Regions from separate parts of the Mus musculus genome. Here region 1 is linked to region 2. Evidence: chromatin contacts called from ENCODE Hi-C or POLR2A ChIA-PET data. All regions are on one chromosome and are shown on one strand. Each heading gives the region's core, a stretch centred on a gene start or an enhancer-like site at or near the end of the contact. The rest is flanking DNA. Distances are from core to core; before and after follow the strand shown.

Region 1 (6,418 bases), core at 1,084-3,583, 40 kb after region 2:
CCTGGTCTGGTAGTTGTCTTCATAAACTTGAGAATTATGTGTCTAAGTGTAAGTTTTCCAACATTTAAATACCAAGTCAAAAAAAAAAAATAAACACTACAAAATGTAGGTGCTCTATCTCCATGGCAACGGGAAGCTTGCTTTTACTTTTCACGGTTTCACTATGCTCAAACATTTCAAACCTAGGAAAGTTGGAAAAATAGTAGAGTGACCATCCCTGCCTCCTACACTACAGCCGTCTGTAACTGGCAGTTCACACACACACACACACACACACACACACAAACACACACACACACACACACACACACATACACACACATACACACATACACACACATACACACACATACACACACACATACACACATACACATACACACACACATACACACACACCCTCCCCACATTCCCGAACACCCATACTACCTTTTTGGTTAAATGGTTTGAAACTATCAACACCGTGCTAGGTGGTGCGCATGCCTTCAATCCCAGCACTCGAGAGGCAGAAGCTGGTGGATCTTTGAGTTCAACGCCAGCCTGGTCATAAGTCACCAACCTTCTTTGCCTTTTAGAATGTTTTAGAAGATGGAGTCTGCATTCTTCTTCAGATATTTTTGGCACAAACTCTGCAGTGATGATGTGGTGTCCTTCAGATTAATACTGCAGGAGACCAGTGCGATCCATTTACTCGCTGGTGGGTGAGGCCAAGTCAAGGGGGTTCCCACTGGCAAGCTCTACAGTCAACCCAGTTCCCTTTGAAAGTAAGAAGTCAGCTATGAAGTGATGTTTGCTGCTGTCACCTCTTGTTTATTTGGCACCCTCAAAGGTGTTTTGAGAATACAAAAAGTGACAATAATGTAAGAACAAGCAGGTGCCTTGGTCCCCAAGGCCAGGTGCCTGTGCCTGCTGCTGGTCTCTGCGGGGGGAGGGGGCGCACTAGGATCTATGTCCACTGGAAGTAAAGACTGCCTTTGCCAGAGAAATAGAGAATTGTCCATCCAAAACATGCAGACACACTAATTAGGCATTAACCTGAGTGCACCGGATTGCAAGTGTACAGGCTGGACACCTTGGATTATATTAGTACACTTCCAATGGGCGTGCAAAATAATACAGGAGCTCAAATACAGCTACAGTGGGAGGACCCCACTTCTCATGCTGGACCTCAGTTTTCTCATCTGTACAGTGGACCGATCTAAAGTTGTCTCCTAATGTCCATTTTAGCTGAACCATTGTAAATAATCGAATACCTTAGATTTGCTGTACATTTTCCCATGCTGTAGAGGCAGTGTTTACATTTTGTAATTTAAATTATCAAAAGCTCAGGTTTGCACAGGAAGAATCTTATGCTGAAGAGGTTTATGAACATTCCCACAACCACATGCCTACGAGTGCAGGTGATGTGTGTCAGGATGTGAGTCTCGAGGGTGGTACACTTCAAGCCGGGGGGGGGGGGGGAAGGGAGGGGGAGAGGGAGAGAGATTGAGTTTGATATGGTTACATCTAACTTATCTGTCATATTGACATGCATTTTTCGAACACATAAATATTGAATATCACATCTAGATTTGCAAGCTTGGTTAGAGTATTACAGTCCTGGGAAGATATATAATTGTTCTGAGAAGTGAGTGGAAGATCATGGTGTCTTGATATTTTCAACCCATTTAACCAAAAAAAAGTATGAATACACAGAAGGAGAAGAGAAGATGTATATGCGAAAAATTATATAAGAGATTTGTAAGTTCCACCACTGAAGGAGGGTGAAGTAAAGAGGGTAAGGGCATTCACCTGATTCTTTTTTTTCAGCCTTCTCTTTTTAATATTATTTATTTATTTTTATTTATATGAGTACACTGTCACTGTCTTCAGACACACCAGAAGAAAGCATTGGATCCTATTACAGATGGTCGTGAGCCACCATGGGAATTGAACTCAGGACCTCTGTAAGAGCAGTCGGTGCTCTTAACTGCTGAGCCATCTCTCCAGCCCCTTTTCCAACCTTCTTAGGTTTGAAATTTCTGACCACAATAAAGTTGTGAAAAATAAAAATAAATTGTGTGTTGGCCATGGAAATGTAGCCCTCATGTATTAGAGTGGTAAATGTTTTTGAGCCAATATTTAAAGAGCTGAGAGAAGGTCTGCTTTGCTTTGGGTGTCTCCCCAAATGGTTTCCAGGAAGTAATCAGACCCTGAGGGCTGTGACCTTGTCAGTGGGTTCCTCCCTCGATGCATTCTCCGTCTGTAATCGGGTGGCATTCCTAGGATGGAATGGAAAGCCTCAGAAGTGAGCCCTGGTCGAGGGTAGCACGTCCCCTGGGCGTGTCCATCCCGTGGGCGTGTCCTTGGGAATTTGACTTTGCTGTGGACTCTCCTCTGCTTTCCTAGCACTAGGAGGTGAGTTCTGCTCTACCACACACTCTGCCTCTCTCTCCTCAGGCCCAGAGCAAGAAATCTCTGAAATGAGTCAGAGCAAGAAATCTCTGAAATGAGTTCCAGGACAACCAGGGCTACACAGAGAAACCCTGCCATCCAAATACACACACACACACACACACACACACACACACACACACACACACACACAGAGAGAGAGAGAGAGAGAGAGAGAGAGAGAGAGAGAGAGAGAGAGAGAGAGAGAAAGAGAGGGAGAGAGCTCTAAATCAAGGAGTCAAAATAAAATTTTCCGGTGTTTCTCCAAGGAATGTATTTCAGAAAGGAAAAGTATTCCCAGCTCGAGGGGAGGATGGGATGGGGCCTGCAGCTTTGTGAGTAGAGTTCCTTCGAGAATTCAATGGCTGTGATCATTGTCTTAACCCAGTGACTGCACTAAATGTCACAAAGAACACATTGTAACATGATGAGTTTTACATTGTATGAATTTTGCATTAATGCTTAAAAGCCTCAAAAGCAAGCAGACAAACAAAACCAAGACCACCTTTCTTCGCGCTATGCCAACTTTATGGATGAACTAAATTTTATTTACAAATATGAGATTTGTGGACAAATGTCAGCCTTATTATCTTTCATCTAAAACTGGAATCTTGGAAACACCCTAAATATCCAATGATAGAAAATGAATTAGCTAAATTCTGAGCTAACAGATGAGAGACTGTTGTGGAACTGGTGCAACGCATGCCTTAGAAGATCTATGATGGGTCGGGAAACATGGAGTTGTGATTCTGAGCACACATTGCTCTTGCAGAGGAGCTCAGCTCCGTTCCCAGGACCGCGGCACATGTATTACAACCACTCCAGGGAAATCTAACCCCCTCTTCTAGGTTCTGTGGGCACTCCACTCTTGTGTTCGAGAGCTTGTGAGTGTGCTCAGATATGTGCCCACACACACTTAAAAATAACAAATATAAATAATTCTAGCACCGAAGGGCCAGAAGCAGGCACATCTCTGTGAGTTCATGGCCAGCCTGGAAGATAGAGTTGCCAAGCATCCCGGGCTACAGAGAGGCTGTCTCTCAAAATAAAACCAAAACCAAACACACAAACCAACCAACTTCAAGTGCCATGGAGTGTGTTTATTGTACACTATTTGTGGAAAAGGCAGAGGATGTGTAGCATGGTGCACACTCATAGCGGGCACGTGTGTGTGCACACCGGGAGACTGACATTGGGACGTGGAGGCCCATATCAGCTAGTGAAAGCACAGTTTGTTTTCTGTTTTTTACACTTTTCTTGTATAGTTCAAGTTTTTTTTCTCTAGCAAACACTTGCTGCTTTTATCATAAAAATGAGTACAGTAAAAGTTACTCAAACAAACTTCGCCTGGATTTCCCTGTACTGCCTCTGGCTCTGGGCATCCTTCCCAGGACCTCTTCTCCTGCCTCTCCCCTCTCCTCACCCTGCCCAGATAAATAACAAGCAGATAAATGTTTCAAAGGTCCTCCTCTCATATGCTGCCCAATCCCAGCAGCAAATTAAAGGGACACTCTGCCCTGCTCGGAAGCCCAGGTCTTGTTGTGGCCCTGTATCTCTCTGTCTTTATGAGAGGACCTTGTAGGAATCTGACCAGCGTTAAAGGAAACAGCTGGCTATCATGGGATGTGGGGTGCGGGGGAGGGACACACGGATGCAGAAGGCCCCTAGGTCCCTCCTGCTCAGTACTAGGGTGTCTCATTGTAAGGGTTATCAGTAATTTATACTTCAGAGAGCTTAGTGTGTATCTTTGCAGACAATGAACTGATAAGGTGAGAGGCAGTCACACTCCCAAGAATGACAATCATTCCTTGGACTCTTGGATTCTGACTCTTGGGGGAAATGACTTTTAATAGTACCCAAAGTTAGCAAGGATCATTTTAGGGATTTTAGGGACACAGACTCTCTGAACACTACTGGAAAGAGCTGGGAAACTTTAACAAAATAGATTGATGCCCAACACCACCCTTAGAGATTTGGTTATCATTGGCCTTGGGTTGAACCAGATAAAATATTTCTGAGACCATGTTTTATGTGGCCCAGGCTGGCCCAAACTTGCTATGTAACCAAGGATGCTGAACTTCTGAGCCTCCTGTTTCTACCTCCCAAGGGCTGAGATTACAGGGGTATACCACACCCGGTTTATTCCATGCTGAAGATTAAACTCAGGACTTTCTACACACTAGGCAAGAACTCTTCCAAATTAGTTGCACGCTTAATCCTCAACCAGATACTTTCTTCACATGTTCGTATGCCACTCCCAAGATTCCAGCCAGGGCTGAGAGGAACTGGATTTATGCCTTACAACCACCTCTCTGCTGTTTTAAGACTGATTTAACTGATTATCTAAGACAGGCAGTGGTGGCACATGGCTGTAATCCCAGCATTCCAGAGGCAAGTAGATCCCTGAGTTCAAGACCAGCCTGGACTACAAAGATATAGAAGTTCTAGGACGGCCAGGGATACCCAGAGAAACCCTGTCTCTAAAACCTAAAACCAAAACAATAACAAAAACCTGATTACCTGTGTGTGTGTGTGGAGGGGGAGGTGTCTGTGCCATGTTGTGTGTGGAAATCAGAAGACAGCTAGCAGGTGTCAATTCTCTGAGTCCTGGGGATTGAATTCAAGTACTTAGGCTTGGTGGCACGTACACTTTCTCCACTGAACCATCTCATAGCCTGGGTCAAGTGTAATTTAAAGAGTTCTCCTAATAAAAATATTCAGACACAATTAACAGTAAGAATTTTTTTAATTTATTCTGAGAACTAATCTAGTATTAAAAAATTGCGCTTTACACGTGTTCGAAAGGAGAGGCCACAGCCAGGAACAGGCGTGAGGAAGTGAGCGTCGAGGTTATTTATAGCATCAAAGATTTGGAGACAACATTTTCATGTGTTGTTTTTGATTCTCTGAAACCTGGGAGAAGTTGAAATTGGTCAGGAAAGCAAGTAGGCAAAAAATTTTAGACTTGGGCCCAAGGGTGGAAGTCTCTGTGTGAGATTGGTGCCTTCTGTTTGCAAACCAAAGAGGAGTTATTTGGGTTTACTCCAGAACAAGGTTTGTTTGTTTGGTTGGTTTTTTTTTAAAGGACACAGAGACACGAAGAACAGGAAACAACCTCACAGGCACTGACGTCCACATCTGGAGAGGCTGAGCTGCCAGCAAAAACTCTTTGTCTACGAACGGTACACCTATAGAGACAAGGTATTTGCTCATCCCCTTAGCCATAGACACCTCGGTTGGTTCCTCTGTCCCTCTCAGCTATTAGGGAACCGGGTCGCCCTCCTCCTGCCGAGCTGCATCTACTGCTGTGGGCTCTGGAACCTTATGTTGTTTGTTCTAACTAACCGGATTTTGTTTAGACACCAAAGACATTGCATCAGGCCAGTGGTTCTCAACCTTTGGTTTGAGACCCCTCTGAGAATTGAACAACCATTTCACAGGGGTCACCTAAGGCCCCCAGAAAACACAGATATTCATAGTGTGACTCATAACGTTAGCAAAATTACAGATACGAAGTAGCAACAAAAATTATTTTATGGTTGAGGGTCACCACAACAGAACACCATAACAACCAAAGGGCCACAGCATTAGGACGGGTGAGAACCGCTGCATTAGGCAGTTAGGGTATTTCCACTCTAACAAAGGAAGACGTCACCAGTGACGGCAAAAGCTACCCATAGGTCAGATGGGAGGTGTGAGCACAGGAAGGCTGATGTAAGGCTCCCAGTTACTGCAGACATCTATGCTGCAAACGTCTTCAAACCCTCTAACCTGGAGTTTCCTGCAGAGAGCCAGGCAAGCAGGTGACCCAGTACAAGGAAGGCATAGATTCTGAACATATCCAGGGAAAGAGACACAGTGGCCAGCGTGGCCATGATGGGCAGACAAGTCTGGTTCTCTAGAAGATGTTCAAATCGCCAAGACTCTGTGCTGTGACGGTTGTTCGTTTGCTTTGTTTTGTTTTTGTGTCTGCCTGTTGATGTGA
Region 2 (7,133 bases), core at 1,674-4,173:
TTGCCCATCTTTGCCCTGGCACCAAATACCAGAAGCACTCCTGAAAGGTACTTGGACCCAGAGTCTAGCTTTGTGCCTGGACTTGGATTCCTGGCCACCCAAAGACCTCACTTCCATTTATCTTAATTGTTCTACAAATCCCCACTTGAGAGCATCCACACTTGGCTCTTCCTAGAATCAGGAATCCTGCTGGGTTGATGAGAACTCCAAGAGAGCTTGCTGTGGCTCCCCCAGTCTGCTAACCAGCCAACAAATAAAAGACTGGCTCCTGACTATCATGAAGGAATATATCCACCCACACAAGGATGTTTGGGACTAAAACAAGCCTTCTGGCCTCTGGAAGGGCTGTTTCCAGAAGGAACCATACAAATGCTCAGTTATGCCCTGGAGAAGAACCGGCCCTTGAACCACTAGTGGGTGGTATCACCAATCCGGGAACCCTTGCTGCTCACATTGATTTCCTGAAGCGCTCTGGAAAGCTCTGGGCAGCCATTTAAGGGACATTAACTTTTGATGCCCTGCTTCACAATTTTCAACTACATATTGATGCCCCCAAGAAGTCAGTCAATTTAACCAGAATCTCAAAACCACTATCCTAACAGGCTTTGGAAGTCTGAACCTACACTGAACCTACACTGCTTGCCCTGTTTTTTGGACACACACACACACACACACCCTGCGGGCCTGGCTACCACTGGGGCACTGCACTACAGGCCGAAGATTCCTAGGAGGTTCACAGTCTGTGTCACACTGGTTCTTAAAGTGGCCGCTGTTGTGGATAATTTGTAGTGTCATTATGCAACGTTCTTCTAGGCTCTGACTATACTCCCTGCCAGCCCTCGGCAAAGAGTCTCTGCAAGCTGGGTATGGAAATAGCTTTCCCCACTGATCCCTGACTCTCCCAAGGATTGATAGACCTAAGAGCAAGATGACACTTGACACTGATTACTGTCAGGTCTCATCTCGGACAAACGCGACAGTCACCCATAGACAAGGCAGTAATAAAGTGTTCAATAAGTGCTCCTGGCTACTCTGCTGTCCAACTTCGCGGTTTTGATGGTTTGTGATTACCCTCTGGCTGGTTTTACAGTTTGAGCTAGAATCTTAGTCTTTTTTTTTCTCTCTCTCTCTCTTGCTTCTCCTTCTCTACCCTCAAAGTACACAGAACCTCAGAGTTGTTTGGTGGGCGATAATGGGGAATCTAGAACCGGACTCAATACCTTCCCCCTCTAGAGATCCGCCAGCGCAGGGCGCGGGCGCCGGGCCAGGACGGGTGCGATTCGCTGGAGTTTATCAACTCCTTATCGGTGCCCTGAGGTGGGAGCTGCAGCTTTCGACCAGAGGATACACAGTTCCTGGCTCATGTCCCTAAGTGGAAGCCCAAACAAAAAGCCCGTTTGCTCGGGGCTGGGTCCTCACCGCCAGTCTTTTCCAGTCTGGCCACGGATCTCTGGCAGCTCGCGCCATTCTGCGGTCACGCGTACCATTCCGGACACCCCAGCTAAGTCGCCACGGAGCGCAGTGCTGGAAGCTCTAACCCACGGCACGCACCGATCGAAACAGGAGCAAAGTGCCAGGCGGCCAGCTATAAACTTTTGCAGGCGACGAGAATGTACCCAGGTCTGCGGCGGGGTCACAGTGTGTTCCCACCTCAGCTCCTAGAGCTGGGTGTCAAGTCACCAGATGCGGGGCGGATTGAAGGAGGCTCGAGGGCAGCGCGAGTTGCCCCGAGTTGCCTCTCACCCAGTGCCGAAAGGTTCGCGAGGACAAACCTTCGTGGCTGCCCTTCGTCTTAAGAATCAGACACTCGGAGCCGCCGGGTGTCACGGTCTTCTCTCTGCACACTAGAGCACCTGCCCCCGCAGGGCAATCCAGGTCACTCACTCCCCACTCTCTGCCGGAGTCTAGGTGTAGGGTAAGGTTAAGGGGGTTGAACAAACTTGGGTGCCGTCTGGAGCAGGACCCTTGACAGTGTTCCGGCTTCTCGGTCAGGGCGCACCCCAGAGTTGCGCTTTGCCCTCTGTTCCATGCTAGTTTGGGGCGCAAAGCCCGCATAGGAACGCTCTCGGAAAGACCTAGAGGGTCTTAGGAAAAGAAAGGCGTGTCTACTGCTCCAGCATGGAAACCCTAAGAGTCGAGGGCATCAGCCCAGAAACATTTCAAAACACTCGCTAGGGAAGCTTGGTGCTCCAGGGACGACAGACTTTGGAAGGCGCCGCGGAAGCACCCCTGACCTCCAGGGCCATCTCTCCGTGTCTCAAGGTCTCGGAACTATCCGCTTTGCAACTCTACTGCGACACCGCAGCTCCTTGTCCCTAAAGGCATCACCGACTCGCTTACTCAAAGCCCCTCAACAGCGGTCCTCCAGCCTCCGAGAACTCTCGCACCCCTCTCCCGACTGCCCCGGGTCGCGCCCGCCACGCGCAGTTCCGCCAATGCCTGGGACCAAGTCGGTCGCCAGCTTTGACTCCCGCTTACCTTTTTTTCTCCTTGTCAGCTGTCATTGTCGCCGTGGCCCTCCGAGACCCGGAGCACCTGGGTTCCTTAACCCCGTAGGGGCTGCAGCCGCTCTCTTTGCTGTGGCCCTCCGCAGCTCTCTGTCGCCCGGGCAGGTGTGAAAGGTCTTTAGTGCTCGCAGGTCCGAGAGTCCCGCTCAATCAGGTGGAAGTTTGCAGAGGGCTGGCTAGGTGCGGAGGAGGAGGAGGGAGGAGGGGGGTGACGGGGAGGAACCTGCAGGAGGAGGCGGGGCCGGGGAAAGGAGTGGGAGGAGGTTGTAAGACGCCAAAAGAGAGAGAGAGCAGCGACAAGGGACCTGGAGTTCCGTTTAGCCCCGAACAGGAGTCACTTTTCTGGGATCTGACAAATCAAAACCAACCAACCAAAAAAGAAAAAGAAAAAAAGAAAAAGAAAAAAAGAAAAAAAAATGGCTCGAAGAGAGCAAGTTGGAAAAAAATCCGGGGGCAAGCGAGTGCGGCCGCTGAGATGACCATACAGTCTCAGGACACTGCCGAGGATTGTACGGCCGCCTCAGGAGAGCTGGAGCGGAGCGCTGCGGACTCCGGAGCTGTACACCGGCCGCTCTCGAATGTCCGGCCTCCTCGGCTGTCAGCCCACTTTAAAAACTCGGACGGCCCGCCCGCGGGAGGGCGCGAGGGGCGCGGGAGTGGGACATCGGGCTGGGGGCGGGCCGGGGGCGGGGCTCCAGAGAAGCCCCGCCCCGCACGCTGGCTGCCTGCCCCGACTTCCCACCGTGTCCCGGCCAATAGGGAGGCGCGGCCACAGCCTCTGCCCTGACCCCGTCCCTCCCCTTTCTCTGGAGCTGCGCTCCTCGGGCGCCCGCCTGCCCTTCCTCCTCCTTCCGCAGAACTGCGACTTGTTTTTGAGGTCGCTGGTGGCGAGTAACTATATGGGACTCCAAATGGAAGCGCAGTTAGCGCAGGACTGAGTAATGGCGGGGATCTGCTACCCAAGTTCGGAGTATGCCTTTGCGCCAGTGTCCTTTCAGCCTCACTTTTCCCCTAAGAGCTAGGCTAGGGCAGGAGCGCTGGGTCGGAGATCGCGAGCGCAGCTAGGGCGTGCAGCGAGCGCCCAGCCAACCCCCCCCCCCCCCGCTTCCGGGTGCTGCTATAGTCCCCTAAACCATCCACTTGGCTCCCTTCGGCCGGCGGTAATGATCCCCAGGACCCTGTCGGCTCTTGTTCTTGTCTGCCTTGGAGGTGCGCTCTCTTTGGCCAAACTGACCTTGACTTCTGAGTCCCGAGTGGCAGAAAGTTGTGGGAGAAACTGGGACAAAAATGATCTAGGGTTGCTCCTGCCTGTGTCTTCCTCAACCGGTTTGTGGGTTTTGAGGTGCTCGTGGTAGACTGTTAGGTTTAAGTGTATGCCTGAGAGGAGAGCCTTGGAGCTCCCTCAGGCCTCTGCCCGCTCTCAATACCCCAGTATCACCGTGGGCTCCCCAGAGAGTTCCTGAGTGTGATGTTGGGATGTGTTGATAGCGTGTTCCCAAATCACTGGATGTGCTCTTCCGGGGTTCGAAGGATACAGCCAACTGCAGGACGTGGTGTTATGAAGTCTCCTCTTCCCTAGGCAGTCAGAGGGTTCTTTGGCCTTTCCACCTGTGAGATGCCCACTCCTGCTTTGATCTTAGACACTTTCCCATTTCCTACTTCTGCAGGAAAATCTCCAGAAGGAAGAAGGGCAGCCATGGATTTTTGAAGGCTAGGGAAAGAGCCAACGGGCTCCATAGTTGTGAATTGCGGAGAAAGCACGGTCCCTCAAATTGGGCTGCCCTGGTATCTAAAGTTTGTGCTTCCCGAACTATTCTTAAACACAAGTTTCCTAGTAAAATTATAACCAGAGACTGTGTGTGTGACTGTGTCTTGGGGTGGGGGCGATTTTTAAGTTTGTTTAAGCATGAAGAAGGTGGATACTTTTTGAAAGTCTTGGGGAGGTATCTGAAAGAATGAGTGCTTGAGCACTTGGAAATCAGTTGACACACCTGAGGGTGATTTCAAAGACCAGACCCTTTTCACTCTTGGAGGCTGGTGGATGATTTCCTATGACATTTCTACATCCAGACACCCTGGGTCTTAATAATAAGAAATTCAAATTGGTAGACACAGTAGTAATAAAATATAAACATATTTTGTTTGCTTTATTTTATATATTCTCTTGAGATTGGAATGGAGGGAGGGAGGGAGGGAGGGAGGGAGGGAGGGAGGGAGGGAAAGACCAGACAATAAAAAACCTTAAGCACTTCGACAGCTTCAAGGCCCCAGACATTGTTTTTCACCAGAGCTTCTGCTGGATTTGAGCTGTACTTGACAGGTGACTGGGCGATACCTGTAACCCGCAGGGAACATTTCAATAGCCTTGAGGTTATGAAATTCGTTTGAGAAGTTTTTGATTTTTAAGAGGAAAGATAAGGGCCCTGGATTCAATCCCTAATTCACAGTTACTTCTAAAGTAGGGGTTCTGGTCGGACATACTGGCTCACACCCTTAATCCCAGCATTCAAGAGGCAGAGGCAGGCAGACCGCAGAGTTCCAGTCCTGAGGGAAAACAATTTTTGCATAACATCAAGACCGGAGATGCTTGACCACGCCAAGTCCCGACTGCAACCAGTTGTCCTGGCGTGGAAATCAGCATCAGAATACACAGCGCAAGACCATCCCCCAACACGGGCCAGCCTGGGTTACAAAAAAAAAAAAAAAAAAAAAAAAAAAGTTCCTAGTCAGCCAGGGTTATACAGGGAAACCCACTTTGGGGGAGATGGAGGGGAGAGGTGTAAGAGGTCACTCAAGAATACTTCAACTTTCCCTATGTTAGTTGCATCCCCTCTTCCTAACCTACAAATTAAGTGCGCCTCGAAGATTCCCAGGACTAGACACAGACTTGCATAGAGCAGAGCCAGGTGGCCTAAAGACCTCTTAAGATGTCTTCCAGAGAAGACATGGTGTCAGCAGTCTTTGTAAGGAGCTGAGCATGTAAGCCAGACATAGACTTCTTTGAGGTCTTGGCCTCCATGGAAAACTAAAGGGGGGCAGCTCCGAATAAAGATGGTACGGTTTGGGAGGGGCTAAGACCTTAGCTTTACATGAGTGTCTCTGGAAGCATCTGTGTTAGGCTCACATAGCAGCAGAAGGCATCTTAAAGTCAAACTCTCATGCTGCTTAAAGCGGGGGAAGGGGGTACACAGATCACACATCTCCTAGAAAGTCTCCTCACCCGCGTGTCTCAGCCCTCTGAGGTACTGCAAAGACTGTGACATCAAAGGAATGTTTGCCTAGCTATTTTACTAAGAGATGAGACTGGCCAGGCACTGCTGGCCCACACCTTTAATCCCAGAACCTGAGAGGCAGAGACAGGCAGATCTCTGTGAGTTCTAGGCCAGCCTGGTCTACAGAGGGGGGTTCAGAACAGCCAGAGCTACACAGTGATACCTAGTCTCAAAAAAGGGGAGGAGGAGGGGGAGGTGAGCCCGAGACTTTAGTGCCCCTCCCATCTTTGTAGTGTATCCCATTAGAAGGATGTGCTATTGGTAATGGGTTAACCTCCAGAGCTACAGAAAGCTGGCACTTGGGATGCAGCAGAAAGGTGGGAGAAGGGTGACTCAGTAGTCCCCATCAGAGTGACAGGCATGGCCCCCGATATGGTTTGTAATCAGACTAGAGTGAGTAGGGCTCAGCAGAGTAAGCATGGAAGGCTGGGCTGTTGGTTTAGTGTTTGGTAAGCCTTCAGTTCTTTGTCACAATGGGATCAAGAAGAGGCAAGAGAGGGCCCTTAGAACTCAGAAATTGAAGGAGACACTCTAAATCATTAAAAACATGTACTTGCCACTGTTCTAGGGATATTCTGTCTCATGTAACACCACTCTGGTCTCCATCGACCAGTTATTTGGTGTGGGACTGTCAGGAACACGAGAGGTAGCGGAGAGGAAAGGCTATTTGAGAAAAGCCATTGCTCCTCCTTTCTGAGTCTCCCCCCCCCCCACCCCCTAGAGTTAATCTGCATTATCAACTTGATTGGATTTAGTATCACTTTGGAAACGCAGCTCTGGGCTTGACTCTGAGGGGGTTTCCAGACACAGTGATCCCAGATTGAATGAAAAGGAGGACGTGAGCTAAACACCTGTGTTCATCTCTCTGCTACCGCACTGCAGATGAACACAATGTAACAACCTGCTACTTGGTTCTCCCAGCGTATCAACAGCCATTCACGCCATTACACTACCCACAGCAGGTGGCTTGTGCCCTCAAACTATGTCCAAGTAAACCCATCCTGTCTTAAGTTGCTTTATCTTGTCACAATAACAAGAAAAGGCATACACACACACACACACACACACACACACACACACACACACACCACTTCCAAACGGAAGCCAACCCATTCTGTAACTTTACAAAACCTGTCTTGTAACTTCACTCTCTCACCCTGAATTCTGGTACCAGAAAATCATACTCCAGTGTGTGGCTCCTGGCCAACATCCTGAGGTCATTTCATAAACACATGCTATATAGATGCCATTAAACATTATGACTTTTGGCTTATATACTCAAGATTTGTTATCTTTCTAAAGAGGGTCTGTGATTTTGAGAAAAGGTTCAAACAATTTTTTTTTCTATTGGATT

What was found. Hi-C counts contacts between places; a loop is a spot of excess contacts on that map. ChIA-PET counts read pairs that join two places held with the same protein, here RNA polymerase II (POLR2A).
Region 1: a map of heart shows a loop between it and region 2 (2.3-fold over the local background). The contact joins the enhancer-like site here to the promoter of Epas1 in region 2. A Hi-C loop is called at or near these places in 4 of 37 maps with a recorded cell type or tissue (all heart). POLR2A ChIA-PET finds 5 or more read pairs at or near these places in 3 of 5 experiments (all embryonic stem cell).

What each region holds. Positions count from the first base shown.
Region 1 is chr17:86,709,691-86,716,108 of GRCm38, reverse strand. No RefSeq gene overlaps it. Among named protein-coding and RNA genes, the nearest start is that of Epas1, 41 kb to the left of the region's middle. Within about 2 kb of position 2,333, at least 1 of the 3 ENCODE cell types and tissues checked has a DNase peak (open chromatin) inside an H3K27ac peak, as active enhancers do; it is heart, where a contact is called at or near this core.
Region 2 is chr17:86,749,654-86,756,786 of GRCm38, reverse strand. Epas1 (endothelial PAS domain protein 1) reads right to left here and starts at 2,923. Exons shown (of 16, transcript NM_010137.3): 1 at 2,479-2,923. The coding sequence starts at 2,504.